Regions from separate parts of the Mus musculus genome. Here region 2 is linked to region 1. Evidence: chromatin loops called from intact Hi-C (ENCODE). Cell type or tissue: heart. All regions are shown on one strand. Links, peaks and the distances in the headings refer to the core of each region. The heading gives the core; the rest is flanking DNA. Region 1 overlaps Gm38534 (a long non-coding RNA gene). Region 2 overlaps Msi2 (musashi RNA-binding protein 2).

Region 1 (16,159 bases), core at 3,996-11,995:
GGCATACATACAGACAAAACACCCAGACACATAAAATAAAATACTAAAAAAAAATAAATAAATGCAGAAGAAGATTAAAAAAGAAAGAAACATAGTCTTCACTCTTTGGTGCCAATTGTTGAAAGGCTTGGGTACCCAAGATTCTAAATTGTCGCTGCTCACTACAGCTGTGACATTCACAGTGTACATAAATCTTAGTGCGACTGTTTTCCAGCCTTATAAAGTGCCTCCCCACACCGTTCCTCACAGGCACGCTGCCAGATGGTTCCTGAGGAAGACCCCTCTGTCTGCCTCTCACTCCTCCCCACAAATGGGCAGATGGGATATTCCCATTTCTCTCTACTATGAATGACACCACCACAGCAAAACCTCGTTTTCTGTGTTTGAAGCGATTTTCTTAGGATTCGACTCCAGACAAAAAAAAAAAACTTTGGATATTTTTAAGGCTCTGGACTCGTTTTGCAAATTTGTCATTTTTACAGGTTTTGCATGAATTCGCACTCCCACAAGAGTTCTGATCTGAGTTTGACTGTAGAGGGAGAGAGCCTGGAGAGATGGCTCAGCAGTTAAGAACACTTGCTGCGGGGCTGGTGAGATGGCTCAGTGGGTAAGAGCACCCGACTGCTCTTCCGAAGGTCAGGAGTTCAAATCCCGGCAACCACATGGTGGCTCACAACCATCCGTAACAAGATCTGACTCCCTCTTCTGGAGTGTCTGAGGACAGCTACAGTGTACTTACAATAAATAAATAAATCTTAAAAAAAAAAATATTTAAAAAAAAAAAAAAAAAACACTTGCTGCTCTTGCAGAGGACCTGAGTTCAGTTCCCAGTGCCCGGTGGGGAAGCTCACAGCCACCTGCCACTCCAGCTCTAGGGATCTGACACCCTCTTCTGGCCCCTGGCCCCTGTGGGGACCTGTGTGTGCGGGAGCACATGAGCACATGCACACACACACACACACACACACACACACACGAATAAAAAATAAGAATTCTCAAGCCGGGCGTGGTGGCACACACCTTTAATCCCAGCACTCGGGAGGCAGAGACAGGCGGATTTCTGAGTTCGAGGCCAGCCTGGTCTACAAAGTGAGTGCCAGGACAGCCAGGGCTGCACAGAGAAACCGTCTCTCAAAAAAAAAAAAGAAAGAAAGAAAGAAAGAAAGAAAGAAAGAAAGAAAGAAAGAAATTTTCCTGGTTTTTAAGTTTTAAACTCTTTGACACATGAAACATTACCCGCCACCCCCATTTAGCCCTCTGGTTCTTTCTGGAAGATGCGGTCAAACCAACTCACGATGCAGTAGAAGCTGATTGTGAGCCCTTGTTCTCATTTCAAACCTCCAGTGGTCACTCTGCCCCTCTCCCCCACGGGGCAGCGCAGCAGTCTGATCTTGCAGCAATTTAGAAATGACTGTTATGGTTTAATATATACGCTGTACTTCCCAGGCTCGATGCTTGGGGAGACTAAGAATTTCCCCAAGAAGCAGAGTAGGCCACACCCCCTTCTGCTTCTGCTTCCTGGTCCACCAAGATGTGAGACATCTCAGTCACATATTCCTGCTGCCACAGCCCTGCCATACCTCTTTCCCATTATGATAGGCCTAATCCTCCTGAAACCAAAACAAACCTGCCTTCCTGAATTTGTTTTTTTTTTTTTTTCGAGATGGTTTATGATAGTAGCAACGTAGAAAGTAGCTAATACCCCAGCTATCCAATTGGGACTTTCAGCCGGGTGTGGTGGCGCACGCCTTTAATCCCAGCACTCGGGAGGCAGAGGCAGGCAGATTTCTGAGTGTGAAGCCAGCCTGGTCTACAAAGTTCCAGGACAGCCAGGGCTACACAGAGAAACCCTGTCTCGAAAAACCAAAAACCAAACCAAACCAACTGGGATGTTCCCTGGTTCCTACACCAGTCTGCAGCCATGTTGACTAATTCTGATTCCTTCTAATGTATCCCACTGCAGCTGGATGGACCGGGAGCTCAGTCTACTTACCTGGTCAATGGGTTCACTGTTCTTCTTCTTTAGGATGTGAAATAAAGGTGCTTGCAGGTTAGGACATTTGAATTCCTCCAGGAAGGAGGAAAAACCCGCCCTCACTGGTCCCCTGCTTATTTTGATGTTGAGAGAAAAAGAGCAATGCCAGTATTTACACGCCTCTCTCTGTTGGAAGGTGTGACACAAAGGGAAATAGAGAGGCACACCTGTGAGTCACTAGAACAGAGAAAGACAGGAGCAGGTGTCCACCAAAGCCTGCCAGGGTGGCAGTGCTCTCAGGGGAGGGCCCTCCTGTCATGACTGTATTGTTTCACACACACACACACACACACACACACACACACACACACACACACACACACACAGAGAGAGAGAGAGAGAGAGAGAGAGAGAGAGAGAGAGAGAGAGAGAGATTGGATGTTGATGCTGTGGGCTGAGGAGCAATCTCCAAGTTGAGTTCAACCTACATTGACAAGTGTAATATCCAAAACAAATTCAAGACTACCCAGTACCTTCCCCCTTCAAAAGGACTTTCGAAACTGTACTAGCAGGACAAATACAGAGTCAGATAAAAAGCTGGCTGACTAAACAAATATAGAAACATAGTTTTAATGGTTAAAATTACTAAGCTTCCAAAACAAGATAAACAATTCCCCTGCCCTACCTCACGCTAAAAACCTCAAGGACAGACAAAATGAGAGTCACCCTCTACAAACCAACCAATGTCTAAAAAAGTTATTGGCTACACCAATTAAAATAAGCCAAATTACCCTGGTGCTTATATCTGGTCCTTACAAAAGTATAAAAAGTGTGTTCTTTCTTTGTTCTGGGTCTCTCCTCCGGCCTGCGTGCTGAGAGGGGGTTCCCCAACATGTTGGATAAGCAAAATCCTCATGCGTTTTGTAACGATGGCGGTCTCTGTGCTCTTTGTGTGAGTGAGGGTCTTTTGACAAGCTACAACACAAGGAGTCTTACCGCAAAGGCTCCCTTTGCAGGAGGCTTTCTGGGAGTGGGACAAAGATACAGTGATGGCTTTGTGATGGGAGACAGGCACAAGAGTTCAGGGGTCAGGCTAGGAGGCTGGGAGGTAATAGTAACGTGACACGGGTAGCATGCGTTTACTGTATCCCAGACACTTTCCAGGGGGTGGACTGTTTCTCATTTCGAGGTTCAGCGAGGATGACTACCGTCACCCAGATCTAAGGATGAGAATCAAGACTCACAGAAAGGACGCAGTGAGACTGGTGGGTTAGAGCTGCTAGTGTACTGGGGAGAACACATTGGAGTAGGGATCTGGGGAGAGATGGCTTAGTGGGGAAAGAGGAGAGGCTGAGCTCAGTTTCCAGACCTTATGCAAGAGCTCCGAAGCTCATGGCTGCCATCCCAGCGTTGGGGAGGGAGAGGCTAGAGGATCCTGGGACTTGTTTGTCAGTTGAGGTGAATGGTGAGCTTGAGGGAATGAGAGACTGTGTCTCAGGAGAATAAGGTTGGCGGCAATTGAGAAAGACATACAGCATCTAAGTACTTCAGACTTCTGCATACACACACACACACACACTCACACACACACACTCACACACACACACACGCAGAGAGAGAGACAGAGAGACTGGGAGACAGGGATAGAGACAGAGACAGAGGAACGGGGGGTGGGGAGAGAGAGAGAGAGAGTTGCAAGCACAGGATGAAAAATTAAAGTCTTCTGGGAAGCCAAGTGTCCAATTATTTAGGCTCCAAATCTGGGACTCTAATAAATCTGCACTTGGAGCTCACCCTGCCCTCCAGATACTCCTGACATCACATCTGCATTCAGTCCACTCCTGAGCAGCAATCTTTAACCCCACTCTCCCCAGTGCACCCAGTGCACTCTGCACCAGTGTCTAACCTCAGCTACTGCCTAATTTCCTCTTAGCTGCCTCTGCACTCCGTCCATCTTCCATCTCAGTGCCCCGTAAACACGTCCATTTAGTGTCTAGCCCACTAATGGCAGTGGTGAACTTGTGTGCTTGCCTATTTAGTCAAATGCTCGTCAGGTGGGAGGAGCATGACTCCTTAGGAAGGGAAGAGGCTCTGCGGAGGGAGCGGTTGCTGGGGAAAGGCTGACTTCTTTTCAGGCTTTCTTGCCGGACGCACAATCCCACAGTTCATCATCACATGAAATAGGAAAGGAGATTTGTTCTGAGAAACACTGACCCCTTTGCTCCCAACGTTTTTACAAGGTCAGGTGCATCCCGGGTTTATTTAAGAGTGTTATTAGAAACAGCCAGGACCATCCCAGCCCCAGCTGGCCTCACCGGAATGCTCATTTCTTTGGGCATATCACCGGAACAATGAATGAGAGAGACTGATGAAGGAGAGAGAGAGGTGGTTCCACAAGTGTGTCTCTGCCTCTGTGATGGAGAGAAAGAGAAATCTAATGTGAGAATCCAGAAATGGAAGAAGAAGAAGGCCCAAGCTCTACGTAATCAATATTTACAGTTTTCTTTTAAATTTTTAATCACACCGATTTACTTATTTGTGTGTGCTTGTGTGTGTGTGTGAGTGTGTGTGTGTGTGTGCACACACATGCACCATAATGTGCATGTGGAGGTCAGAGGAGAACCTGTAGGAGTCTGTTCTCACCTTCTACCATGCAGGTCCTGGGAATGAACTCAGGTCGTCAGGCTTGTGGGCAAGCATCTTTACCTAGCAGCCCATGCTCACCAGTTTTGAAAACAAGAAGGCGGAGTCTTTATCTCTATTTCATAGATCATTGGTGATAGGCAAGGCACAGAGTCCTGGAAACATCTCTGGCCTCAGGTCATGGGTGGGACCTCCAGTGTGCACTAACTCACTTCTGCAATTAGTACATTTCCTGAGCAGTTACTGTTCCAGACATCAGACTAGGACGTGTAGATACAGTAGTGAACAGAAACAAAGCCCCTCGATTCCCCGGAGCTTAGTCGGAGGAGACAAAGTATCAGATTTATAATAATATATCCAGGGGTGATGACTGCCATGAAAAACTTCATTCTGTAAAGGGGAAGGAATGGGCTTTGCTCTTTATGTAGAAACATGAATGATATAAGGAAGGAGCCCAGTGAATTCAGAGCCTGGGGTCGTAACATTCAGGAAAGAAAGGAAAAAAGAACAGAGCCCCATATGACAGAATCATGCTGCTAGCTAGGTACATTCCAGCAAAGAAGCCTGGCAGACATGAGCAAGGGTGATGACATCAGAGAAGACACCAAGGGTGTGATCATGGATGGCTCTGTTGAGTGGAAGAACTGTACATTCCAAACATGGAATCTTTGGAAAGTCCACTGGCATGTGGAAATACCAGCAGAGGATTGTGGGTAGAAGCTGGGCGAGCAGCCAGGAGATAGTGGTGGTATGGACTATGTAGAATAGTGGAACAAGAAGCAGGAAGAGTCTAGACACATCTGAAAGGTAAAACGGACTAGATCTGCTGATGTTCCGGTTGAGGGTGTGAAAGAAAGAGACAGTAGGAGATTTACAGTTTGATTGGTGGTTAGTTTTCCTAGCATGCACAAGGCTTTCAGTTAGATCCCCCAACACCACATAGAACCACATGGTGGGGCAGGCCTCTAATGCCAGTTCAAAGCCATCCTCAGCTAGATATCGAGTTTAAGGCTAACCTGGGCTACATGAGAGCTTGTCTTAGAAAGGGGGTGGGGGCAGAAGAAAGGTAGCAAGGAGAGAGGATAGCCACATTGTTTGACCAAGTAACCGCATGTGTGAGGTTGCCACTAATAAGTGGGAACGCAGGGATGAGATGTGAGGAGACATGATGCAATGGTTTGCAGAGATAATTCATTGCTGGAGGAGCCGGGGTGGCTGAGAGGAGCCTAGCTGGAGTGGAGGGCACAGTTCCCTAAGCGGGAAGGGGGCCAAGAGCATCCACTAGTTATGTCAAAACCTTGCTAATGGAGGAGGGATGAGGTTTGCAAACAGAGCTCTGGATGCGCTGTGTACAAGTCATGGTGACTTTAAAGAGGGCAGGTGGAGTGCTGTGGGCACCAACACCTGGTCTATCAAACTTGAGAGCTGACAGAAGACACCATGTAGCCTTTCACTGAGTCGGCTGTTGACATTTGGGGTGGGCGGGCGCTCCCTGGAGGAGCATTTCGTGCAGTTGCTTTTTTTTGGTAAGGAGATACTTCAGCATATTTGTAGCCCAAAGAGTAATTCATCAACCAGGGGTCAGGTGGGGATTGGTAGCATGGGAAGCGTGGGACAAAAGGTCCTGGGCCATAACTTTCTCCCTGTCTTTATTGTAGAGCTCTGAGCATTGATCAATGTGTTTAGTAATTGTTTATGGTTGATGTTTTGTGAATGTCTCTGGCATTTATTTCCCCCTTTAGGCAACGTTGTTTTCCTCAAATGTGCCCATGGAACTAGACCAGATCCATTTAATGATGAAAGCGCCTTGGAAAAGCAAATCCCCTGACTTGGGTCCACGAGCCCTAGTTAGCTCTTATCACTCATTTGTAGGGGTGTCAGGCGAATCGATACCAGAGAGTTGCTGTTATTGAAAGCTCAGTGTGCGTTTTACATGAATTATCTCTGTAAACCATTGCTGTGATGTATGCGCTATTGATTATCTCAGTTTAATGAAGAAACCCGTTTTCAGAGGTTAAACCGCATGCCCAAGTCTGAGGGTAGTGCGCGGTGGAGCCATGGCTTCAAACCAGACCGCGTCTTTTAATCGAGGTGCCTTAGAGAGCTACTCCACGCCCCCTAGACGGACTGTTACGCCCAAACTGTCGCCACAGGCAGATGTTAGCACAGAGAGTCTGAACCTTTTTTTCCCTGCCAGGTTGAGCCAGGCAGTGTGTCCTGAGGTGGAAACTCTCTGAATGACAAACCTACAGTCCCTTCTCTGGGTGTCCCCTCCGCCCCATCTTTGTCCCTCATCCCTCATTCGGGCTGTGTGGTACCAGCTGGGCTTGGGCAGCAGGGGGCGCTCTCTCGCCACGAGAGGCCGAGCAATGAGGTCTCGCTCTAGGCTGGAGAGAGACTGACTCCCCAGCTCCCAGCCTCAGCTCCTGTATTCTTGTGGCTAGCAAAGCTACCTCATAGAATCAGAAGATTCTGCGAAGGTTTATGAGAAATCTATGCTCTGGTGGAAGGGTGTTAGGGTGGCATGAGATAGAGGTAGGAAGCTCCAGCTCTTGGGTTGGGTGTTGACATTAAAATAGGGGGATTCCAAGAGGGTCACCAAGCTCAAGGCCTAGCCTCGGCCAGGACTCCTAGGTACTGGGCTGGGGAAGGAATTTGGTGAACCTGAGGTCAGGCAGGCACTGAACAAACACCTACTTTTCTTTTAAAGTTCCTGTCTGAGCTGATTTCTTTCTAAGACTTCCTGCTCTAGGGACCACTGAGATACTGATTTGGGGTTGGAAAAGCAGCTTCCTGCCCTTGCTGGGATACAAAAAAGAGAGATGTGAACCTCGACTTTAGACCAAAGGACTCAGAAGCAGATGTCGTTACTCAGGGCCCACCCTCCTCTGCTCCTTTCCCAAGGCACCACTGGCCATTCGCTACTCTTGTGTGCTAAGGAGCAACTGTCCCTAGGGAAGGCCAGAAGCGAAGGGCAGCCATGTGATGGGCGCCTGAGTCCTGGTGCCACCACAGCTGTCATCTGCATGTGACTGCTTGAGGCCTGGCCAGAGGCACTCCAGGCCACAGAGGGAGAGCCAGGGACACAGCTGCTCCTGCCGAGAGCTCAGCAGTCTGCATCTCTCAGATCTATAATACCAAGCCAGGAAGCAAAGCTAGAGGGAGCCGGAAGGACCAGAGCGCCCCCTGCCCCCCCCCCGCGCCCCCAGGCCCCGCCCCCGCGAACCCCCCCCCGCCCCCTGCGACCCCACCCCCCTACCCCGTGCCTCTCTAAAGCATCCAGAACTGACTCAGCTGCATCAGACTGTGCCCTGTGTCCTGTTGGCATGTCCCCATGCTTCGTCCCTGGAGTGAACTACAACCTGGGACTTCCAGAGGCGGCTATGGTTAGGCAGGGAGCAGCCAGTGTTCTGGAGTAGACCCAGACATAAACCTAATTCTTGATTTGAGAACAGTGGCTCCTCTGAACTGGCTTGATAATGTGTTACCAGCCGGGGCGAGTCAGCCATAGAGGGGCCTGGCAATCCTTCTGCCCTGCAGATTCTTTGACTCCTTCTTTTCTTTCTGTTGCTTTTGTTTGCCTAGTTGAGACAGGACCTCACTATGAAGCCCAGGCTAGGCTTGAGTGAGATCCCTCTGCCTCAGCCCTGCAGGGTGCTGGATCCGGGAATGTGCAGGCTCCTTACTGTTTGGAAGGAGGAATTCTGCAGGGCTCAGAGCCGCAGGTGTTCCATCCACCCTTCAGCTGCACTTCCTGTGGATGAGACCCAGAGAAATGGGAAGATCAACTGGGCAGCAAGTGACAATCACCTACTGAATGTAAGAAATGGAGCCCTGGAGGGGCTTTGTCCTGTTGCTGAAGAGAGGCAACCTGGATTCATGGGACTCCAGGATGGGGGATGGGCAGTTTCAGTGTCGGTGGAAGAGAGGTTGGTTTCTCTGTGATAGAAATGCATGGCTCCAGCAGTGGCTGCTGTCCTGTCCTGCTTGGCTCAGGGGGGCTGCACTGCTGCAGTAGGCATGGGACAGACACTGTATTCCAGTCGTTCCTTGAAGGCTTGAATGCATCAGATTTGGGGTGGCGGGTGGGAGTGGGGGGACAGTGTCCTGTTTTGTTTGGGAAACATACAAGAGCCACTATTCTTTCTGAGTGATTCTAGGTCACTGCTCCTCGAGTCACCAGAACAGACCGTTGTATGAATAAGAATGACGTCTGCGAGCACCCGCCGTGCTCCACTGATTGTATGGGGTGAGTTAGAAACATTTCTGATATTTTCAGCAATACTTTCCGAAAGAGAGTCCTCCACTCTATACTGAGGCAGATGGGATGCAAAGAGCATAGATGTCTAGGTCATAGATGCCGAGGTCAAATGGCCGAGTCAAGGTGAAGTCAGGCCGGCTTTTAGGTCCACTCCAGCTGACTCAAAACCAAGGGCTGAGATCTGTAGAGCAGCCCCATCTACACCCCCCCCCAAAAGCAGCCTGTCCCCCATCTTCAAGCAACCCTTTTGCCAAGGGAGTCCAAACTATTGCACAGACTGAGAACTGGCTTCCTTATTATTTTGTCTCTTATTAAAAAGAGTTTTATTGTTATCTATTTTTATAACTTATAAATTGTGCGTGCATGCCAGGCAATGGTGGCAAATGCCTTTAATCCCAGCACTCAGGAAGCAGAGGCAGACAGATTTCTGAGTTCGAGGCCAGCCTGGTCTACAGAGTGAGTTCCAGGACAGACTGGGTAATACAGAGAAACCCTGTCTCAAAAAACCAATAATAATAATAATAATAATAATAATAGTAATAATAATTGTGCGCGCACATGCGTGCGTGCCTGCTTGCCTTCATGTGGGTATGTGTACAAGAGTGGAAATGTCTGCAGAACCCAGAAGAAGGTGTCAGCCCATCTGGAGCTGGAGATACAGGGAGTTGTAAGCCAAGTGATGTAGGTGCTGGGCCATGAATTCAGGTCCTTGCAAGAGCAGTACACACACTTAATTGTTGAATCATCTTGCTGGTTCTTCTCCCTCTGTTTTCTGTTTTCGTGTGTGTGTGTGTGTGTGTGTGTGTGTAGTTCTTTTAGTGGGGAAGGCAGAGTTTCTCTATGTAGCTCTTACTGTCCTGGAATCTTTCTATAAAACAGGCTGGTCTTGAACTCAAAGAGATCCACCTACTTCTGCCTCACAAGTGCTGGGGTTTAAGACACGTGCCACCACCACCTGGCTAAAGATTATTTTTAAATTTTGTGTCTAGCCATGCATATGCACATGAGTGAGGAGTCACACGGAGGTGCTGGATCTGGGGACTGAGCATAGGTCCTCGGTAAGAGCAGTACTTGCTCTTAGCCATGAAGGCACCCACTTCCCCAGTCCCTCTTTGCCCTGTCCCCATCTTGCCCTTGAAGGTAATGGAAGAGATGCCCAAACAAACACTATTGTTGCTAAGAGAAAACAACACCTTATGGTTAATCACCCCTGAAGATTTCAGAACCTGGTGATGGTCCGAATAGAAGAAACCTTTCAGAAGGCAGGGATTCCAGCCACCCAAAAGCCCCTGGAGAAAATAAAGGACTCCTCTCTTCCCATGATGCTTCTCTATCCTTGACCCAACTCCCTCCCTCTGCAGATGCTCCTGGGATTGGGCCAAGAGGTTCAACTCCAGCACCAGAGGGAGTAGGATGCCAGGAGAGGCCAGCTTTGCAAACTCCCAACCCCCCGGGTTCTCAGTGGCAGAAGACTGAGTGTACAGGGACCAAGGTGGCTTGTGGTTGAGCTGAGACCACTGCACTTGGAGCATCTGTAGCTCCAGACCCCTTCGCTTTCCTGACTCTACGGATGAGGTGATTCACGCTTGCTTCCTATTCTGTCTTCATGGAGTCAAGGATGCTCTTAGCACCCGTATTAGTCTATTCTGGCTCTGAGAAGAGCATGCTGTAGACTGGGTGGCTTCTAAACAACAGACCTTGATCTCTTGGCTGTGAAGGCTGACAAGTTCAAGATCAAGAGATTCAGTGTCTCACAAAGGCCAGCTTCCGATGACTTCTTCTCATTGTGTCCTCCCATGCCCGAGGGACGGAGTCTTCGGGTCTCATTCACAAGGGCACTATCCCCAGGGTCTAGCCAGCTCCCAAAGGTCTGCTTCCTGATCCTATCACACCATGGACCAGGATTGCAACCTTTGATTGGAGGGTGGGGCATAAATATCCAGTCACTGACAACACCCTTCCAGAGCCCTTAGGATTCAAAATGATAAGTGAATTCTCCATTCTGGAACTGACACCACCTTCTGGAAAGAAATATACAGAAAGAGAAAGTATACTAGTGTCAAGAAGAGAACGTCCCTGCTTTCCCAAAGATATACAAGTGGCCATCTCAGCGGCTCTAGATTCTAGATCATAGCACAGTGGATATGTTTGCTTATAAAGATATTTTGATCTTTTAGTTTATGACTCAAATGGATTGCCAGAGTGGGGATGAGGAGACCAAAAACATATCTAAGGCTCTTAGAACATCTTTTCAAATTGCCTTCCAAATGGGTCAGATTAATTTTCATCTTATTCGGGATCGGTACTGGCTGGTTTTGTGTGTCAACTTGACACAAGCTGGAGTTATCACAGAGAAAGGAGCCTCCCCTGAGGAAATGCCTTCATGAGATCCAGCTGTAGGGCATTTTCTCAATTAGTGATGGGGGGGGGGGCGGGAAGGACCCCTGGTGGGTGGTGCCATCCCTGGGCTGGTAGTGCTGGGTTCTATAAGCAAGCAAGCTGAGCAAGCCAGGGGAAGCAAGCCAGTAAGTAACATTCCTCCATGGTCTCTGCATCAGCTCCTGCTTCCTGACCTGCTTGAGTTCCTGTTCTGACTTCCCTTGGTGATGAACAGCAGTGTGGAAGTGTAAGCTGAATAAACCTTTTCCTCCCCAACTTGCTTCTTGGTCATGATTTGTGCAGGAATAGAAACCCTGACTAAGACAGAATCTATAAGAACATTAAACATAGCACATCCAATCAGTATCTCCTTCCTTCCTTCCTTCCTTCCTTCCTTCCTTCCTTCCTTCCTTCCTTCCTTCTTCCCTTCCTTCCTTCCTTCCCTCCCTCCCTCCCTTCCTCCTTTCCTCCTTCCTTCTTTCCTTCCTTTCTCCTTCTCTCCCTCTCTCTCTCTTCTTCTCTCTTTCTCTCTTTCTCTCTTTCTTTCTTTCTTTCTTTCTTTCTTTCTTTCTTTCTTTCTTTCTTTTATTATTTGGTGTGTATGGGTGTTTTGCTTGCATATATATCTGTTTACGTGTGTGAAGTGCTCCCAGAGGCCAGAAGAGGCTGTTGGATCCCCTGAGACAGGAATTATAGACAGTTATGAGCTGCCATGTGGGTACTAGGAACTAAACCCAGGTCCTTTGGAAGTGGCAGAGAAGCCAGTGCTCTTAACCATGGAACTGTCACTCTGGCCCCAATATTTTCTTTTTTAAAAATCAGTTTTTAGCTTCCCAAGTCTATTCTTCTTGTTAAATGAAGCCTTGTGGGTAAGGTTAGAGTCGCCTTTGCCCATGTCTCCCTCTCTCTCTCCTCCTTTGCTAGTCTTTCCTGTGCCCCGGCACACATCTGCCCAATGTTTGAAATATAGTACCTGCTGATATATACTTTTTTAAGTGCTATTTTCCTTCCCTTGGAAAAAAGCTTGCATAATTTCTGTAAAAAGCCAGGTGGTAAAAACGTTAGGCTTTTTTTCTGTGCTACAGCTGTCAAACTGAACCTGCTGTTGTAGCACAAAGCAGCACAGGCAATATGCACGCACATGAGTGCAGCTGTGTGCCAATAAAACTTTATTTATACAAAAAAAAAATAGCCGCCAGATTGGATTTGGCTTGTAGGCAGTTGCTGATCTGATCTCTCTGCTAGACTGTGAGTTTCTTGGATCCAGGGCCGAGTGGATACCCCAGTCCCTGGAATGGCCCATGCAGGATTTCCCTTGGCAATGACTGGGAGGGAGGGCTGGCTTTTCAACACTGCATTGACCTTAGGTGAGCAGAAAGGACATCAAGCCATCAGTCCTCATCACTGCCCCTGTTTTCCTTGAACTTTGGCCTTTCTGTTGGGAACAGGTAGCAGAAAACAGAAGACCATTCCCTTGCGACTTGAGTCTTTGAGAATGGGAACTTAAAGAGAGAGCATGGCCATTTTCTTCTTTTTCCAGAGAAGGCATGGACCAGTCACAGGCAGGTGAGAACTATGCCATTGCACTTGAACCCAGGAGACAGCTCAGCAGCTAAGAGCGCTTGCTGATCTAGCAGCAGAAAGAGAGGTTCAGTTTCGAGTTCCTATGTCTCTAACTCCAGCTCAAATGGATCTATCGCCCCCTTCTGGCCTCTGAGGGCAACTGCACTCACATGCACAAACCCACCCACATACATACATACATAACTAGAAATAAGAATTACTTTTTAAAAAAACGTCATGGCAGAGGAGTACCAACAGGCAGCATGTGTCCAGAACCTCCTCTGGACTATAGATTCCTACAGCACTCAGTGGTAATCAGACAATGCTGGGATTGCTAACAGTGAGCTTAGAGCTGTGGCCACTCCAGTTATATACATGAGGCTGTAGCTGGCTGCCAGGATGGTACTCCTGGGGAGTGGTGGAACCTTCAGGAGGTGCAGTTTAGAGGGAGGTTCTTGTGTCAGGAGGACGTGTCCCTAGAGGGTGTTGGAGACAGCAGTCTCTTTCCTGGTGCCTTTGTCTCCTGGCCAAGAGGAGAGTTCCTGTGCCTGTATTTCCTGCCACTTTCATAGCGTGCCCAAAGCAACGGGGCCACTTTTGCATTGGAACCTCCCAAACCATGAGCTAAGTAAGTTTTTGTTTAATAAAATATTTGCTTCAGATCTTTTGTTATAGTCATGGCAAGCCACCCAGTACAGAAAAGAACACAGAAGAAAAAGGGCTAAAGGGGACAAAGACTCAGAGCTGATGTCCTGGTCCTCCACACCTCACCTCTACTCCAGTGACAGACACTCCAAGTTGTCATTCTGGCCGGTGTCCATTCTAATCTTCTCCTAGTTGAGACTCCAGGTAACAATACAGTTCCCGGTCTCCCTTTCAGCTGGTTGCACTCAATGAGAGATGGATGCAAGCTCTTTGGCTATTTCTGCTTACCCACTTCTTGGAATGTTTTCACAATGTCTGGTGCCCCAGAAGCCATGATGAAGCCACCTTGCAGACAGAAGCCAGGTGCTGAGGCTGGGGGAATAAAACACAGAAATGTGGCTGCCTTACTCTGTCTGTCTGTCTGTCTTTTAAGATGAGAGAGAAAATAAATCTCTCTCTTGTTCAAGCCATATCGACCAGGTCTCCTCTACAGGAAGATAAATGCAGTTCCCAAGTGTTGAAGCCTCAGAGATAACCAGAGCTTACAGGACACACGAGCTTTGCTAAGAGGGGCCCATCTGGTTGGGTCCAAACATTGCTCCTCTCCCGGCTTCTAACCCAAGACCTCAGATGTAACACAAAGATGGAACCCAAGGTAAAGGGAGGAAGTAAATCAGAAAGAGACATTTCCTTACTGACATCGAAGCAATGGCTACAGGAGGCCAAGCTGTAGATTCAAGATGGATGAGACAATATGACAATCGGACCCATGAAGGTTGACTGGTCCCAGATAAGGGACTGCTAAACACACCCACCTTCCACTGGCTGAAGTCCCGAAGTTCCCTAGCAGAGCAATTATAAGAAAGGTATGTGTAAGGGGTGAGGTGGGGTGGAAAGGAGTCAGCTGAGGCCCGATCAAAGAAGATCTGTGTTCCTTCCTTCCCAGTGAGTGGGCAGCTGACCAAGTCCACCTATTGCCAGAGCCATGTGCTCAAGTTTATGCCTGAGGACAACCCACTGGACACTTAAGTTCTAGACCAGTTGCCCCTTTTGGATAGAGCAAATTTGCACCTGCTACTGTCTCTATGCTCTGAGTTCCGTGAATAGAGAGACAAGTAAAAGAAGTTCTCATGGGGTGGAGCAATGTCTCTGTAGTTAAGAGCACTTGCTATTCATTCATGCCCAGGACCTGAGTTTGGTTCCCAGCACCCACATTGTGGCTCAAAACTGTCTGCAGTTCCAGTTTCAGGGGATCTGATGCCCTCTTCTGGCCTCTGTAGGCATTGCACACACATGGTGCACATATATACATACAGGCAAAACACTCATATACATAAAATAAATAAAATTTAAAAATAATAATAACCAAAGAAAGCCTCTTTAGCCATGTGTGCTGGCACATGTCTTTAATTCCAGAGGCAAGAGACTGTGGCAAGAAGATCATTAATTAGATGCCACTCTGGGCTGTCTGTCTTCAGCACACACACACACACACACACACACACACACACACTCGTCCCCTCACCAAGTGGGGCAGCAAAGGAGAAACATTCCTTTGGAGCTTTGATTTACAATTCCACCAAGAGCTATAAGCATAGCCCTCGTTGACTGAAAAATGGCTATCGGAAGTGCAGAGGTTCAAGGGTCACACTGTCTGAAGTCAGGTGTAGAGTGGCTCTCACAGGAAGTCCATTTTGTCCAAGGACAAAGACCCAGAGGAAGGCCTGGCTCTGCACAGACTCTAGGGCAGAGCCCTCCCAGAACCTCTGGAAGTGGCCAGCACTTGCTTAACCTTGAACGAAAGTCAAGTCGCCTGGGGAGGTTTCCTGCTGTGTCCTTGTCACTACAGAGAGCAGTGGCAGCCACTGGCAGCAAGGAGGTTCCCCCTCAGACGACTCCCTATCAAGGCGATCTGCAGATTTTCCTCCAGCCGGCATATCGGCTGCAAAGATAATGTAGGTATTTTCAGCCAGCCCAGAGCCAGAAAGATAAGGGGGAGAAGAGCGGGAGAGAACTTGATTGAATGACCAAGATAAATTTACTGTACCACAGGAAATCGAAATGCAAAAATCAGGATTGGGAACAACTGAAATATTTAAAAAGACAGAGAGAGAGAAGGGGTGGGCAAGCTTACCCCTTCCTCCCTTGAGCTCGTGAATATTGTAAAAGATAATAGGGTCGAGAAGGAAAGGGCCCAGAATAGAAACTAGCCATTACGGGAGGACAGAATGACAGGGTCCAGGTTACAAATGGGAATATAATTAAGGAAGGAGAAGACGTGAGAAGCGTTTGGGGCTGGTCTCCTTGGCCTCAGGTCTCCCAGACTGGGGCCGAGAGAACAGGCTTGTCTGCTGTAGACGCCTTTTCTCTCATCCTCTCTGGAGTCTGTGAATGCGGTTGGGTTGCATGCATGGTCTTGGGTGGTAACCCTCAGGGCTGTGGGTTAGCCTGGCCCATGGGCTTGGCTGCTGTGACTAAGAACCACAAGAACCTAAATAGTTTGGGTCAGGTAGGAGTTTGCTTCCCTAATGTGTAGCAGTTTGAGCTAGGTTTTCCACCCAAGATCCTTCTACCATCTTTGGACACTGTCTTCAAGGGCTGAGGCTGAGCTGCCATGGCTCCAGCTAGATAGAAAGGGACAGATCCTACAGAAAACCCAGCAACCTGCCCCAAGGCTTCTCCTGGCTTAGACT
Region 2 (16,159 bases), core at 5,414-13,413, 300 kb after region 1:
TGCTCCCCACACAGTAAATTATAGGGATGCAGTTCGATCCCAAATCCTTATGTTATAATCATCACCTGGATAGCAGGAGACACCTTAAAAGCCAAGACCCTGGCCTTACAGAGAAGTGACACACCTGAGGGAGAAGCCCATGGACCAGACAGTGCTCCCTCAGCCAAGGCGGCTCAGGCAGCTCTGTTCCATAGCTCTCGGGTGGAAGCCCATTGCTCTCATGCCTGTGTTGTAGCTCCCCTACACGGTATGCATTTGGACATAGGTCTCAAAGTCACTACAGGTAAAGGACACAGGAATTGGGTCCCCAGTGCTTCAGCTTTGTGGACTGCCTTGGACAGCCACTCATCCCCACCGACTCACTCTTATCAACCAGAGAGGATGCTCCCTGGACCCCGAGAGAAAATCAGACAACTGCAGATGCATCACACACACACACACACACACACACACCATTTCCTCTTGTGTCAGGGAAAGGACAGAGTAAGGTGGGAGAGGGTTTTTGTGGCAGTCTGCAAAACTAAACCGATATTCCATTATATCCTCCACAAATACATAAAAGAACATGGATAGATAGATACACAACAAACCCCTGTATGAAGAGTCCCAAAGAGTCAGAGGTCGACGGAGGGGCAAGCTGTGCAAAAGGGCAGACACCTTTTCCATGAAGTTTTAACTTTTATAAAAGATTTATTTTTATTTTCTGTATTTTAGAGTTTTGTCTGCATGTATATATGCAAACTGTGTGGGTCAGAAGAGGGCATGAGATCCCCTGGAACTGGGGTTATAGATGGCTGTGAGCTGCTATGTGGGTGCTGAGAACCCAGGTCCTCTCAGAGAGCAGCAGGTGCTCTTAACAACTGAGGTATTGCTTCAGCCCCAAGTTCTAATCTTTCAAGGCATACTGAGTTCCTGTAAAGTATGCAGTTTGACCCCCCCTTCTCTCTCTCTCTCTCTCTCTCTCTCTCTCTCTCTCTCTCTCTCTCTCTCTCTCTCTCTCTCTTAAACTGAGACATGCCATTTCCAGTTGCCACTTAGCCACGCAAGGTAATAAATCTTTTTCCTCCCTCTCCAGTTCCATTTTGAAGAAAGAAAAGAAAACCCTGCTCCCTCCGATGTTGGATTTGCTGAAGGTCAAATTCTAGTGCCTATAAACTTTGATAATGTCTCTATAATTTACTATATTTTTACAGGCTCTCTAGCTTTTAATAGCAGAGGCGAGTGATTTTTCTCTGCTCATTTGTGGCATGTGAAGAGGAAAAAGTCTGTCGCGTCTGACGTGTCTGAGCTAACACACTTCATTTTCCTTTCTAGTCAGTATGTGAACTAAAAATTACTTCTTGCAAATAGATGCATATGTCTATAATGGACACATAACATATGTGTCTATGATCAAGCTGGGAAAAAAAACAGAATCAAATAAAAATAAGCCACTCAAAGCACTATCAACAGCGCCCAACCTCCAAGAAAGGCATGCTGTTTTAATGTATCTATGTTTAAGAAACTTTTGATTACCAGCTTAATTCCTAACATTCTAAAACTTATACCCAACGAGATGGATAGCTCTCACCTCTCATCAAAGAAACCTCTCTTTAGAGCAAGGAAGAACATTATAGAAAACAGTAACAATGCATAGACCAACAGATGTGAAGAGCCAAGACCCAAAGTCAGCACAACTTCACCTAAGGCTCAGGGAACATCAGGAAAGAAGGAGCAAGGATGGTAAGAGCCAGGGCACTAGGAAGTCTGCTGTGAGGTTCTGTCTCCTAGAAATAGCTGCCCAAACAAGACCTAAGTGAGCAAGGACCGTATTAATAAACTTGCTAACCTTGGGGGTGGGGGTGGGGGTCTCACAGTGGCCCCACCCCTAAAAAAAAAAAAGAATTTTAGGCAACTAAAGATGGTTGAGAGAGAACTTAGCCTCTAAAGGGATGAGGGAATTAGTTATCCAGGACAGAGTGGTCAGCCCTGGAATCATCACACACACACAAACAACATAAGCAAGCTATGTTTATATATTTGTGTATGGATAATCATAATACAAAACAAAACAAAAAAATGCCAGGCAGTGGTGGCACACGCCTTTAATCCCAGCACTCGGGAGGCAGAGGCAAGTGGATTTCTGAGTTCGAGGCCAGCCTGGTCTACAGAGTGAGTTCCAGGACAGCCAGGGCTACACAGAGAAACCCTGTCTTGAAAAACCAAATAAATAAATAAATAAATAAATAAATAAATAAATAAATAAATAAATAAATATTAATAGGAAAAGGTCATCAATTTGAGGGAGTGTGGGGGGCCTAGGAGGGTGGGGACATGAGAAAGGTGGAAGGGAGGGAAAAAATTAGGGAAGTGATGTGATTATATTTTAATTTAAAAGTTTAATTGAAAAAAGAAACTTCCAGCCATGATGTCAAAGATTTCTCAGGTCACTGAATAACACACACACACACACACACACACACACACACACACACACACACACACACACACACACACACACACAAAGCAAAAACAAAACAAATTCTAGCAACTCTGGTCTATGTGCAGAAAAATCCCATGTTGGGGCCAATATGCCACACCAGCTGGGATGGTTTATGCTGCAGTGTCAAATTCACTGGGTTCAGAATCACCTAGCAGAGGCTGGTCTGAGGGTTAACTGAGAGGCAAGGACCAGCCCTGGATGTGAGCAGCACATGAGGATCCAGACTTGGGGCGGGGCGGGGGGGGGGGGAGCAGGGAGAGGAGTCCAGGAGAGGGGTTGGTGGACACTTAATGATGGGCACTCTCCTCTCTGCTTCCAGTCCCACAATGACATAAGGGGTTCTCTCTCCCCTACTCTGTAATGATATGCTGAACCCTCACACTGAGGGATCTGTCCTTCCTTAGGTTGTCTTTGGCTGGCATTGTCCTTCTGACAAGTAGCTCCACACACTCAGATTCAGGACAGAGGTAGAGGAGGGCTGAGCTGGGTGAAGCCAGGAACAAGACCTGCTCCATCCCTGAAGATCCCCACAGTCCCCAACAGTGCTGAGTGTTCTTGCACTCACACAGAGCATTATACCAAAAGCCCTTCAAAACAACTGTGGGGAGTGCTCAGAGGGGAGGGGGCGGTGTCCAGGTACCACTACATCATCAAAGACACTAACTGGCTTTGGAGTTAGAATCTGAGTTTCAGTCTTGGTTTGGCCCTCGGTCAGCAGTCTAACAACGATGCCCTTAATGACAACAGAGAATACTAAATCATGACTGAGCAGTTCGTGCATGGGTGTCTGATACGGAGCTGAGGAACACGTGGTCCTACATGATCCCTGACACCAGCCCTGTTCACTGTTTCTTTTGCTGATGGGCAGGTGAGGCTCAGGAACATTTAACACAGTGCCAGACCCAGGGTCTAGGCTACTTAGCAGCAAATGACAGTGTCATCTGAATCCTACCTTCCTTTTCCCTCTCTCCCTGCTTCCAGAGGCTTTCAGCGCTAATGCAAATTTAATCCAAGGCCAGGTGTGACCTTGTAAGTCCCAGAAGACTGGAGGAGACCCCCCCTCCCCGAGGAGGGTGCCAGTGGCTCTGCACAGGTTCACTGTCTTCCTGGCTGATAGAGGCGGGGAGTCAGCCTACAATGTCCAGCCGAGCCTCTGGAGCGCCAGGACCCCTGCTTTCTGTATTCTGTCACTCTAATGGAGTAAGGGCAATGGGAGGAGAAGGGCTGCACACACCTCTGGGCGGGCTCCCTGGCAAGATGAACCACATACCCGCTTCCTGTTCACTTTACCTCACCAATGATTTTTAAAGCCTTTTAATTGTCCTTAATAAATTACCTACATGTGCACGATAGTTTCAATAGTTACATTAATTTTTCTCAGTGCATCTAAGCTGTTTATTATCAGAGTGTTAATGGAAAAGAACAACATGTCAGGCAGGCTCTTTCTCACACTCTCTGGGCTTGAGTAAATGAATGCTTATGGGATTGCTTTCCCACACCACAATTAAGGACATCTTTATTTCATTGCAGCTAATCATCTTTCAGCAAGGCCAGAGGAGTGTGCCCGCTGGAGAGCCCCGGGGAGGATCGCCGAGGAAGCAGACTCGTAGAAGCCTGCTTCTGGTAAGCAACTTGCAACTTTATCCACCAGTCTCCCTGGTCTGAAATGTAAACTAAGAGACCTGGGTATTCACAGCTAGATCGAAGGGAACAGGAGAAACATTGGTGATATTTCAAAAAAACTTCCTGACACAACCCACCAGGTCGAGGCTGCCCACCAGACAAACTGCTCAGCGCTGGAGGGTAGAGACAGCTTTCATTCCCAGAACAATGTTGGAATGGAACAGAGCTCCTAGCTCAGGTAACCCACAGGGAACCAGCCAACTGGTGTTCCAGACACTGCGGGTATTGGAAGAACAGCTATAAAACCGGAGACTCTAGACGCTGCTCCACATACTTATCCTCTGACTGGCTTGACTGGACAGCCGGGCCTTCCTTGTGTGACAGGAGGAGCCAGGATAATCACACAAATAAGCCAAGCCATCTATAACTGGCCCACCATATCTGGAGTCACCCTTTCAGAACAGGGTGGTCTAAACTTGTTGGCTGGAATCGTCAGAGGCTCTTTGGAAGTGTCCTTAAGGGAGCAGCTGGCTTAGTTAAACCATTGTGAAGCAGCCCACCAGCAGCTAATGGGACTGTACCCACATGGCAAAATCACAAGCCTTAAGGCCTGCCCCAACCCTTCTTCCCTAACACCACCTTCTTGTCCCATCAGATGATAGTGTTCCTCCCATACACTGCGCAGGTGCCAGAAAGCCCCTCCCATTTTCAGCTGCTCTTTCAAACCCCGCCCCCCATGCCTCCTTCTGAACCATGCTTTGAGTCCTGAATCAATTCAGTAAGTCACAATGCTCTTCCAGCAGGACTCACCACTTCTACAAGCCCAGGGCACTTGGGCAAAATACGTGGTCAACTTTTCCTTAAACTGGTGCCCAAAGGGTTGCCATGAAAACTCAGGACTCTGTGGGGACCTAAAGAGCTCACCACCAGGAGCAAGGCCAATGCTTGACATTGTTGACACAGATGTGGCACAATCCCCCAAGGGGCAGAGACAGAGGCTCCCTTGCAGTGGGCCCTTCATTTCTAGCTTCCAAATGCCTCAGGAATAAATCCAAACTCCGCCCTACCCCCGGCAAGCCTCTGGCTCTCTGAAGTCTTCTGGTCTATCGTCCCCTTTTCTCTTTTCTGACCTCACATAGCTTATTCATACCTTGGGCACTGAACAAACCATGTGACCTGCCTCTGAGAGGCAGCTTTGCCCTGGATGCCTAAGTCACTATCCTCACGCCCCCCGCCCCAACCTGGTACTGTTCTTGATGCTGCTCATAATCCGCCGTACTGCCTTTGTGTATACGTGTTCAGCACGCCAGCACTAGAGCGGAAGCGTCACTAGAGCCCAAGTGGCCTAGGCCCCAACCTCACACAGCAGGGACTCCTAAATATCTGACTCAAGACCCAAAAGGCACTCTTTTTGTTGTAGAAGGAAGTTTGGTCGCTCTAGCACCACCCGCCGCAAAGCTCTATGTGGCAGGTTAGCTACAGGGAGACTAATGGATAGCATTGCAGGGTGAAGCGTTGCTGGACCTCAGGGACGCACCTCTGGGGAATACTGGTAAACAGCACAAATTAACAAAAACTAGTTGCATGTTAATATATACTGCCTCCTCCTCAGACGGCTTATGAACACTGTAATTTTCTTCACTAAAACACTGTCTTACAGAACCAACTCCCCTAATTACAGGCGTTTGTATGCATTATAATCTTCATACAATTAAACCTACTAAAAAGAATAAATGGTTAAATGCCCCCTTGCCCTGTCAGTAGCCCATCCCTCCCCTAACTACCAAAACACACGCAAACAAAAACAAAACCCGACAACACAACAGAAACAGACCCAAAGGTGCTGAGAAAGCAAGCACAGCTGAGTTGGCAGTAGACAAAACCCTCAGAAAATTGGAATTCAGGCTGACAGAGCCTTGTCGCCACAGGGGGCAGAGTCAACTTTCAACTTCAAACCCTCTGGCATCTGGGTGGCTCAGCACCTGATTTCAATGTCACATGAAAGGCTCCTAGGTACTGAACAAAATGTCTCATTTCAGGAGCAAGCATCTCCCCTCACACAGTTCATCTCCAGACACACACGTGGTCTGGTGACCCGAAACAGGCTTTGGGGATCTTCTTCAAAAACTTGCACAAAGGCATTTGTGACCAGGGGCTGTTTACCAGGAAGTCTGTGTTGGCTTCTCTGGAGCCAGGCAGGTTTAGCTGATAAACCTTTCTGGGACACTGCATCCTGGAGAAAACAGCCATCAGAGGCTCTCCCTAACAGGCCCAGACACTGGCTATTGGACCAAGAACCCCACCTGCCTTTTGTTTTGAAGACTCAGCACTAGGGTGAAGGAAGGGCTTCCTGCCCCACAGATGAGGTGAATCAGGGCCAGATATACCACTCCAGGGCCTCATCGGGCCCTTTCAACAAGCCCTGTGTGGTAGGAAGGACAGTTATCTCATCTACCTCTGAGGAAAGTGGAGTTCACAGAGGGGGCACATTTTACCAAGGACACATGGCTACAGAGTAATTGTGTCTAGCCTGCAGCCTCAGGAAGCCTGAAGCTGTGGCAGGCCTGCCTTACAGGGGTAGAACTGGCTAGTTCAGATAGGCCAACTTTTCCATTGTCTTTAGGTATCCTTCCCAGGGACCGAACACTCCCAGCTGCACAGAGATGTCCTGTGAGCTTTCCCTACTAGTAGCCTCTGACCAGGACTTAGCAGCAGCAGCAGCAGCAGCAGCAGCAGCAGCAGCAGCAGCAGCAGCAGCAGCAGCATCCGGAACCCCTCTTGAGTAGCTGGAGCACAGGCTGGCACATGAGAAGCAGCAGTTCCTGCTGCAGCCACGTGTGCCACTGAAGCCACCAGGAAGTCTCATTAGTCAGCACCGACAGCTGCTGCCCCAGAACACATGGCCCCTGTGGAGCTCTCTGCAAGCCTCTGCCAAACCAGGGAGTGGGTGGAGAGAAAAAAAAGGGCCAGGAGAAGCAGGAGGCTGAGACACCCAAGGGGCTCCACATGTGCTCCCTCCTTACCTACAGTACAGCTGAGGCCAGAAAAAACTCACACAAAGCCACAAGCCCCTTCCAACCCACTCCCTCAAGCCCCAGCTTTGAACCTTCTAACTTTCTAACAAGGAGCAAGACCCAAAGTACCCGAACCTTCATGTTTCCCCCCAAGGCTGTCTAAGAGTTATCCAGGTGACTCCTAACACCTTCCAGGCTGGCCTGAAAGAGTGTACATCACAGCTAGTAGCCTTTCCTCAGCCCTTGGGTTTGGATTAGGGCAGGGTTTTTTGTTTTGTTTTGTTTTTTAAATAAGCATTCTCAGGTCCTCTCCTCCTGTCTCACAGCATCAAATTTCCAGCCCTGTCTGCCAGAGATATCCTAAGGCCCCCAGAAATGCCAGCAGGAGATGCCATTCTACACACCTGTCAGGAAGATCAGGAAGAAAGGAAGGACTACATGGCCACAGGCCAGTGCCTTCCTCATTTCCACTCCACCCTGAGGGGCCTTTCCAGGGTCTCTTCAACATCCTCCCTCAGACTTCACCCACCTCATCTTGGACAATAGAATGCAGGGTTGTAGCTGTTTCCCAGGAGAGGGGACACACTGAACAAAACATCCATTCCTTCTCAGGAGGATAGGTGGCGAGGCTGGCTGACTAGTCAGTATGGAAGCCAGTGAACGCCATGCTACTTATGAAAAGCAAACGCGCATGCACCATCCCCTTCAAGCGGTTACATTTCACGGCAATTCCTCCTTAAGGGAGTGAAGCCACTCATGCCTGAAAACCAAGAAGGTCAACATCCTTTGAGGGTTTATCAAAATCGGCTGTACTGATGTATAAGACCATAATGTAAAGTGGAACCCAACTTTTATGCCTGAAGGCATGGACAAGAGGAAGCGCTGGAGGAAGAGGGTCTCCTCCTGAAGCGACCAGAGTGAAATTACAACAAAAGAAACCCCTGCATGTAAGGTATTTGCCAAGAAAGTGGTGAAAAACACCGTGACTATTACTGCTGCCTGTATACCCACTGTGTGCCAGGCCACAGGCTGGGTACTCCTTATGTCCCAATTAACCACCATGACAGCAGGGAGGTAGGAAGGCAGGCAGGCTGAGAGAAGGGAAAGCGGCACACTTATCACAGAAGAGCTTGTTCTCCCCAGGGTCTCCTTCTCCTCAAGTAGGCTCCAAGAGTTCAGAGGTCCAAACAACTGTAAAGCTCTAAAGCCGAGGTTCAAATGCTGTTCTTAGTCACGGCAGAAGCCTTTCTCTGTACTGGTACTTTAGTGTTTAGTTCTCTAAAAATCCCTGGCCCGGGGGCGGGGGGAGCACGGGCCAGAGTGATGGCTCATTGGTTAAGAGCACTCTTCCAGAGGACTGGAAGTTCAATTCCCAGTACCTACATGGCAGCTCACAACTGTCTGTAACTCCAGTTCCAGGGGATCTGATACCCTCACAACAATGCATATAAAATAAAATTTAATTAATTAAAACAAAACAAAACAAACACCCTGGCCTCATCATCTCTGCAGCCCAAGCCAGCAGATCTCAGACTGCAAGATGCACAGCAGCATACAGAACACACTCCATTTCTCACTCCTAGAGAGGCAAACTGGGATGTTCAGACTCAGGCCACTGCCACTTAGGGCCAAAAATTAACACCAAATTGGCCTTGGAGGGAGGAGCATACTCCCTGCATCTCCCTGCTCAGCCATCTTGTCCCTGCAAGTCATCAGCCCAGGCGAGGGAGTGGGTGGTTCTGAAAACCCATCCCCGTCAATGGAAACAAAACATAAAGGCTGTGCTCACATCCATGGGTTACCAGCGTCACTGCCTCCCACAGAAGGCCGCGCTGCTCAGCCTGAAAACATTCTCTCCAGTGTGGCCAGGTGCCTGCTGTGATGGGGCAGCAGCAGGGGGCAGTGTTGACAGGAAAGAGATCCCAGAGCTCCGTCTCTTAGCCTCAGGAAAAAGACTGGAGGCCAGTTTTTGAGCCTTTTGCCTTCTGGGCTTCTGTCTCCTCAGGTCCGGTCCCTAAAATGTCTCTTCGGCTCTGTATTTCAGGTGTCAACTCACCAGGCACAGACAGTGTAGCGAGGCTCTCCAGGATAACGAGAGACCCAGAACAAAACCTGTCTGCCCACCCTTCTCACTCAGGATCACATGTGGACACAGCCATGGGGCACAGCAGTGAGCAGACACTGGCCTCAGTTTCCGGTTATGTGAGCCTGCAGAGGCTGCTGCTCACTTAAGAACTGGAGAAGTCTGACAAATTATAAACAGGCATGCTCACTTTTTAGAAGACAAGCTCCAGGGCAAAGAGGCCTCTCTGCCCTTTGGCAGTCGTGTAGGTCTCCTACCTTCTCTTGGCCTCTTTTAGCTACATGCTAGACTGAAAGCTTAGCTCTGACTCAGCCAGACCAAAGGTGCTGATCAAACCCAGGGTAGGCCTAGCTGATAAGGAATAGCTGGCCGATGTTGAGTTGACAGATACAAGGGTCATAGAAGTCTTTAATCATGAGATAGCAAACACTGTAGTGTTGAAGAAGAAACGAAGCCCAGTCTGGCAGCGCACTTGGTACCTGTAATCCCAGCATTTGGGAGGCAGAGACAAGAGGGTCCCATTTAAGGCCATTTTCAGATACATAGTAAATTTTAGGCCAGACTAGAGGCTACATGAGACCCTGTCTCAAAACATTTATTAAATAAGGGGGGTGGGGCGAGGTCTGTGGCTTTCCATCCCAAGCTGGGCCTAGAAGGGTGACCCTTTCTTTGTTCCTTTAACCCATTGTTTGCACACAGATGACTGTCATCGCCCGTCTGGCTCATCTCTGAATGCCCTGCCTCCCCATCCGGTAGCCACATCTCAAAATGGCTATGATGCCTTCCGGGTCAAAAATGGTCAACAGTAATTCAAGGTCAAAATAACGCCCTGATTTTGAGGAGATCAGCATTAAGGATCACTTGTCCAGTCCATAATGCCTCAGCCAGGAAGCCTTGCTGATTCTGAACTGCTCGGCCCATAACTCAAATATCCCAGGCACAAGATTATAAAGTACTTCCAGACTGCGGGCGGGAGAGAGGCGCAAGCTTTCTTCGTCCATTGATACCTTGTAAGCAGCATTTGAATTCGGGCAGACCCTTTCCACACTGGGTTATAAGTCTCTAGTTCTTTATCATTGCAACTCCTCGCTCTGGTTCTTGTATAGACATGGGGCTATCACAGAACTTAATGACTGGCCAGGAAATGACCCTAAATCCTCTGGTCTGCAAGTCCCTTCAAGCCAAAGATCCTGTCCTGCACCTCAGAAAAATCTTCAACATCCATCTTGCCCATGATAGCGAACGTTACTTCCAGATAAGGCTGGGATTGGCCTGCCTTCAAAACTCCTTCCCCCCATCAAGAGAGAGAGGAGGAGGAGGAGGAGGAGGAGAAGGAGAAAGAGAGAAAAATCCAGTTTCTATCATCAGCCAAAAAGGTGATTCTGCAATGCCCCCCAGTCAGGCAATCCCACAGAAATGTCACAGTCTCAGGGAAAACTAATCTTCACCCAGACCCACCAAGTCCCACTCAGCTTTCCATCCACCTGAGAGACCCCACAAAGCACAAAGCCCGAACAAATACCTCTACACATCTCAGGAATCAGACACTTAAGGAAGGTGTCCACATCTTCACTGAGACCTGGGACAGATACAAAAGGCAATTAACTCCCTCTTGACCAGTGAGCTTCGTGCTCAGGGCCCTGGTTTCCTCCTAACACAGTGTGGGGGTGTTCCAGGCTATGCCCCCTGTTCCAGCTATCCTCCCTGCTCTTCTGACGAAAGCCCTCAACCTCAACCCACTTCCAACTTTTCTACCCAGGAAAGATCATAATTTTGAAAATTTCTTAGAGGGAATATTCCGTTTCCTTAACTGAACAGTGGCTTTCAAAATAGCCCTGACCTTCCTGCCCCTCCCCCTCTCTTCGTCACCGAGCAACAGAAATTAAATTGATTCCCGCTATCAGCACTCTGCATCTCAGTGATTATACCCAGCCACCAGAAAGTCAGCTCTCTCTCCATCCCGCCAACCAAAAGCCTGTTGCTAAATCCAACCCCACAGCTTGGGAAGGAGGGGGTATGGAGGAAGGGGGGTACCCCAAGGGCACAGGTAACAATTTATGCCCCCCTTGTCAATGTGGTCTTATCTCTGTGGCCAGCTCCTTCTGAGAAATGGCAGGCACCCGTTACTGAATCCCCAGAGGGTTGCTTATGGGACCCCTGCTGTTTGGGACAGGTGGCCCAGTGGGGAACTGAAAATTTATGGTCCTCACTACCTTCCTTTTCCTTGTCCCTTTCACTATGCAGAGGGATGCCTGGCTTGTCTCAGGGGACAGGGGACTGGTTCCAACCCATGACTTGGGAAAATGTACGGAAGGCAGAGACTACAGAGGACGAGCCTCCCCCAGAGAGGCCCCTGTGCTTTCTGTCCACAGCACCTACGGCAATCTGTAATTACAAGTGGATTCATATCTGTGTAGTGCTGGTCTGTCAGTTTTCCCCTCTAGATTAGGCCCTGTAAAGGCCAGACCTTCCTTTCCACAGCAGGGTGAACATGTATTAAGTCAGGTCCTAGTGATACAGACTCAGAAATCGGCTACTCAAGAGACTGAGGCAAGGCTGTCTGGACTACAGAGCTTGTTTAAGGACAGCCCTGACAACCCCATCTCATAAAGCAGACTGGAAAGGGACTGCAGCTCAGTGGTAGATCATTCACCTAGAAGACCCAAAGGCCTGGATTCAATCTCAACACTGTAAAACCAAGGCGGAAATGCTTTACGGCCAGCCAGCTACTAGAAACAGGATGTGAACTTTCTGGTAGGGCCCCATCGGGAATTGTTTGATCCACTTGTAACACAAGAACACAAAGTCCTCCTCTTTTCTTTCCTCATACCTCTGGCCAGAAAAATGCAGCCCTGTCTCGTGTGGAAGAAAAGAAAGCGCCAAGGACAGAGCTTTGAGGAAGGGCTTCTGTGCACATTAGACTCAGCTAGGTGCTCACCCATGAAAACCAACTTTTCTTTCTCTCCCCAGACCTTCACATATGTCCTTGATTTAACACCCAGGCCACCCCACTGCCATGCTGAGATCCCCAGGAATAGCAGTCTCCTCCCATCAGCTCCTCCCAGAGAGCAACTGTGAGTTTCAGTCTACTGGCACCCAAGAGGTCTGGCTCAGAGTCATCTGTGAGGGTGACATGCAAGGAAAACCAAGGGCCTTCATTTATTTATTTTTGCCTCACTTTGTCCCAAAGGGACTGGAAGCGTCTTAAAAAGATAACTTACAATATGATTTAGAGAGAGAGAGAGAGAGAGAGAGAGAGAGAGAGAGAGAGAGAGAGAGAGAGAGAGAGGAAAGGAAGGAAGGAAGGAAGGAAGGAAGGGAGGGAGGGAGGGAGGGAGGGAGGGAGGGAGGGAGGGAGGAAGGAAGGAAGGAAGGAAGGAAGGAAGGAAGGAAGGAAGGAAGGAAGGAAGGAAGGAAGGAAGGAAGGAGGAAGGAAGGAGGAAGGAAGGAAGGAAGGAAGGAAGGAAGGAAGGAAGGAAGGAAGGAAGGAGGAAAGATAGATAGATAGATAGATAGATAGATAGATAGATAGATAGATAGATAGATTGATTGATTGATTGATTGATTGATTGATTGTGAGGAAATGAACCGGGATGGGAAATAACAAAAATTCAAAAGTTGGGTTATTGCCCAAAAATATATCTCACCAACTGGCAGAGACACTCCCAAGGAATTCCAAACCCCACCCTGTGGGGGAGTGGAGTGGGGTGGGCAATACTCTCCTGAGGTTCAGGGGTACATGTCACCTGCCACCCAAGTCTCCCATTCCACTTTGGAGACTCAGGAGCAGTGTGCACAGCAGTCTCCAGGCTGCAAGCCTCTCTGATGTCCTGGTGTCAAATGGCTCTCAGCTGGGGAGAAGCAGGTGGCTGGAGTCCCCCACAGCCCCACCCCAGGAGAAGGGAAAAAGCAGGGTGGGGTGGGGGTGGGGTGTTTCCTTCCAAACCAGAGCACATTTTTGTGGCGTGATGGCCTCCTCAACCTCTGGGGAGGGCTCAAGGCTAATCCTTCCAAATCTAAAACTTATGTTTTTGTGTGTGCGTGTGTACAAATGTGTGAGCAGACGTGTACCACAGCATGCACATGGAAGTAAAAGGACAATTAGCAGAGTCAGTTTTCTAAGCTTGGTAGCAGGTGCCTCAGCTTTAGTGATTCACAGTTGTCACAAAGGAGTGGCTTTACTGGAATCCCCACAGCAATCCATACCCTAACGGCTAAGGTTACACTCAACTTTCTACCTCTGTACACTCTGGAAGGTTCCCTGCCCCAAACCAAGTTATCCTGGGCTGCCCATATCCATGCTCATCTTTCTGGAACAAATCTCTCAGCTTCTATTTAACATAGAAGCCTGCCTAGTTTCACCCTAGCTGAGCCAGGTCCAGCCTGGATCTCTCTCCCTTCATTTGCAGACTGGCTATTACGGTTTTGGTTCGGTTTGGTTCCACACTTTGCAGAGAACCCAATAATACCCAGAACACCAGCACACCCGTTTTCCTAGAAATTTATGATCAGGCATTCTTCATTCCTGTATCATCTGTTCCCAGTGTTCTGCATAATGGCAAATATTTACTGAGTGCACTTCCTGTGCTGAGCCCCTGACTGGGTCCCTTTCATAAACTCGCTCATTCACTCCTGGCTGTGGCCCAAGAAGGCAGTGCCTTTATTTTTTCTCCCATTCCATGGATCAGCATACTGAGTCTCAGTGAGGGCCAACTCCTTGTCCCAGGGGTACTTCTAGATACCACACCTATGTTTATTTCCTTTCAAAGCTCTTCACCACTACAGAGCACAGCAATGCCTCCCCTGCTTTCACCATCCATTACAAAACTCTCCTGGGTTCAACAGTTTGGTCACTGGGTTAGGTTCCCCTCCCCTAGGCATACATTTACCCCAAGGGCTGAACCAGTGCCATGACAGTACAGGAAATAACTGCAGGGGTCATGGCCTCACAAGGCCTGGGCTCCACTCTTACTCAAGACCCACAACTTCTCAGACGTCCAGTCTCCCATGTGCTGAGGGGAGCTAATCACCACCCTTCGGTGTCTCCTCAGGCACAGCTAGGATAACACTCAAATACAGGGCTTCCTAGACACAAAGAATTTTCAAGGAAGGGTGAGTTTCTTTACCCCCTCAGACAATCCCACATGGAACATAAATCCATCACTCAGTGCCACCTGAAGAGCAACAGACTCATCATGGAGGGCCTGGGATGTCCCCAGTGGGCCTTCCTTTGAAAGAGAGTCATCCCCCAGTTTTCCTGAGTGGTGAGGCTCTGGACAGTAAAAACGATTTTCTAATTAAGTGGTAAACATGCTATATTGACTTGAAGTGCAAAAGGGACTCAGGGGAGGAGGACAGTGGATTAGAGAGAGAGAGATGCAGCCCAAGGATTGGCTGGGCCTCAGGCCAGGTTGCCTCTAGTGGCCCTGAGTCTCCCCAACTCAATCCCCAGGGAACTGGGACTAGGTGACCTTTAAAAACACAGCCTTTGTCCTTTGTTTGCCAAGAGAGCCTTCCAGAGGCTTCGCTTCCAGTGGTTCTTAAAAATCCCACTTCTTCCCTTTGCTCCCAAGGCTGCTCACGTGAGCCACCGGGAACCTTCCTGGCACAGTTCTCAACACACTTGTCCTCCTTCTGCTTCTTCAACCAGCAAGTTCCATCCCGTCACAGGGATTCTCAATGCCCCTCTGCTGAGAATGACTGTACCCCAGAACTTCACAAAGCTCCTAAGGGAGCCTTCCTGTCCACTCACTCAGCACCAATTACCAGAAACCCCAAACACCATCTCTTACGTGGGCCATTTCTGTTTTCTTCATGGCCAAACACATGGCCTGAGGTTCTTATTACCTGCTGCTCCCTGCATGCCTTCCCTTTAACCTTCCACTAACACGTATGATCCACGGAAGCTAAAGTAGTGACTGTTAAATACCTCTGTGCTGACGCAGTGTAGAAGGTAGACTATAGATGCCTAATAAAAAGCTGTGGGGAGCACGCCACTGCACCCCTATTTATGACAGTCAAGAGAAGTACTCATCAATGGAAAAGCAGATGAAGAGAGTGTATGTGTACATATGTTTGCACATGTGCACACACACACACGTGGGGGCAGTAGTTAGTCATCCATTCTAAAAAAGGGAACTGCTGTCATTTGTGACAGATGGGTGAACCCAACCCTACAGGACGACTCTTATGTTCAGTGAACTAAGTCAGCTCCAATAAGTCAAATCCAACATGGTCACACCCGCACGTGGAATTGAAAGAAGTTGGGACAGAAAAAGAAGCTAGGCAAACAGCAGCTGTCAGGGGTGGGGGTGGGATGTCCAGGAAGGGAAAGAAGTCAGTCAAAGGGCATCAAGTTTCAGCCACAGTCAGGAAGACTCGGCAGCGATTCCTCAGCTAGCATGGTAGCAGCTACAGTTAACCAGAGCACATCACGTCACGCATATCACAACTGCCTACAGAGGGCATTGTAAAGTCACTCACTATGAAAGCATTAGAGGTGATGGGCACATAAACCACTGTGGATCATTCCACAGTACACACAATGCACATACAATCAGGTAAGAATGTAATAACAACTGTCAGTATTTACTATGGCTGTGCCATGGCTCACACAGGGGTCAGAGGACAACCTCGGGGAGTGAATTCTCTCCTTTCACCAAACAGGTTAAGAGAATTGAACTCAGACTGCCAGGCTTGGTAGCAGGCACCTTTATCCACTTGAGTCATCTCACAGGTATAAATAAGTACAAATAACACTTTTAAAAAACTAGGGCCTAATCCCAATCCAGCGTACCACTTATTAACTAGCTGCCGTTGCAAAAACTCTACTTTCAAACTTATTTTATTCTACACAAAATAAATTCTGTACTTAAAAAAAAAATTATACCACCCAAATAATTTGCTGAGAAAGGAGATAGGAAAACCCACCATTGTGACACAAAGCGACAAGTGTGC

What was found. Hi-C counts contacts between places; a loop is a spot of excess contacts. Peaks named below come from ENCODE experiments on the same cell type or tissue, not always from the same donor. Only the 100,000 strongest peaks of a DNase experiment are listed, where the experiment ranks them.
Region 2: it touches region 1 in a loop (2.1-fold over the local background); 5 of 42 quality-filtered maps call a loop at or near these places.

The regions. Positions count from the first base shown.
Region 1 is chr11:88,245,459-88,261,617 of GRCm38, forward strand. It overlaps Gm38534 (a long non-coding RNA gene), which reads left to right. Exons shown (of 4, transcript XR_001780289.2): 2 at 8,264-8,437; 3 at 8,779-8,867; 4 at 10,241-11,055. Among named protein-coding and RNA genes, the nearest start is that of Gm34366, 16 kb to the right of the region's middle. In heart, for the core only: no CTCF peak of the experiment used is centred there; DNase peaks (open chromatin) are centred at 6,943, 7,623 and 8,083; H3K4me3 peaks cover 470 bases; H3K27ac peaks cover 3,734 bases.
Region 2 is chr11:88,544,223-88,560,381 of GRCm38, forward strand. The region is part of intron 6 of Msi2 (musashi RNA-binding protein 2); the gene reads right to left. Among named protein-coding and RNA genes, the nearest start is that of 0610039H22Rik, 67 kb to the right of the region's middle. In heart, for the core only: CTCF peaks have their summits at 6,013 and 8,999 (motif pointing right); DNase peaks (open chromatin) are centred at 6,959, 8,979, 11,939, 13,039 and 3 weaker places; H3K4me3 peaks cover 781 bases; H3K27ac peaks cover 7,584 bases.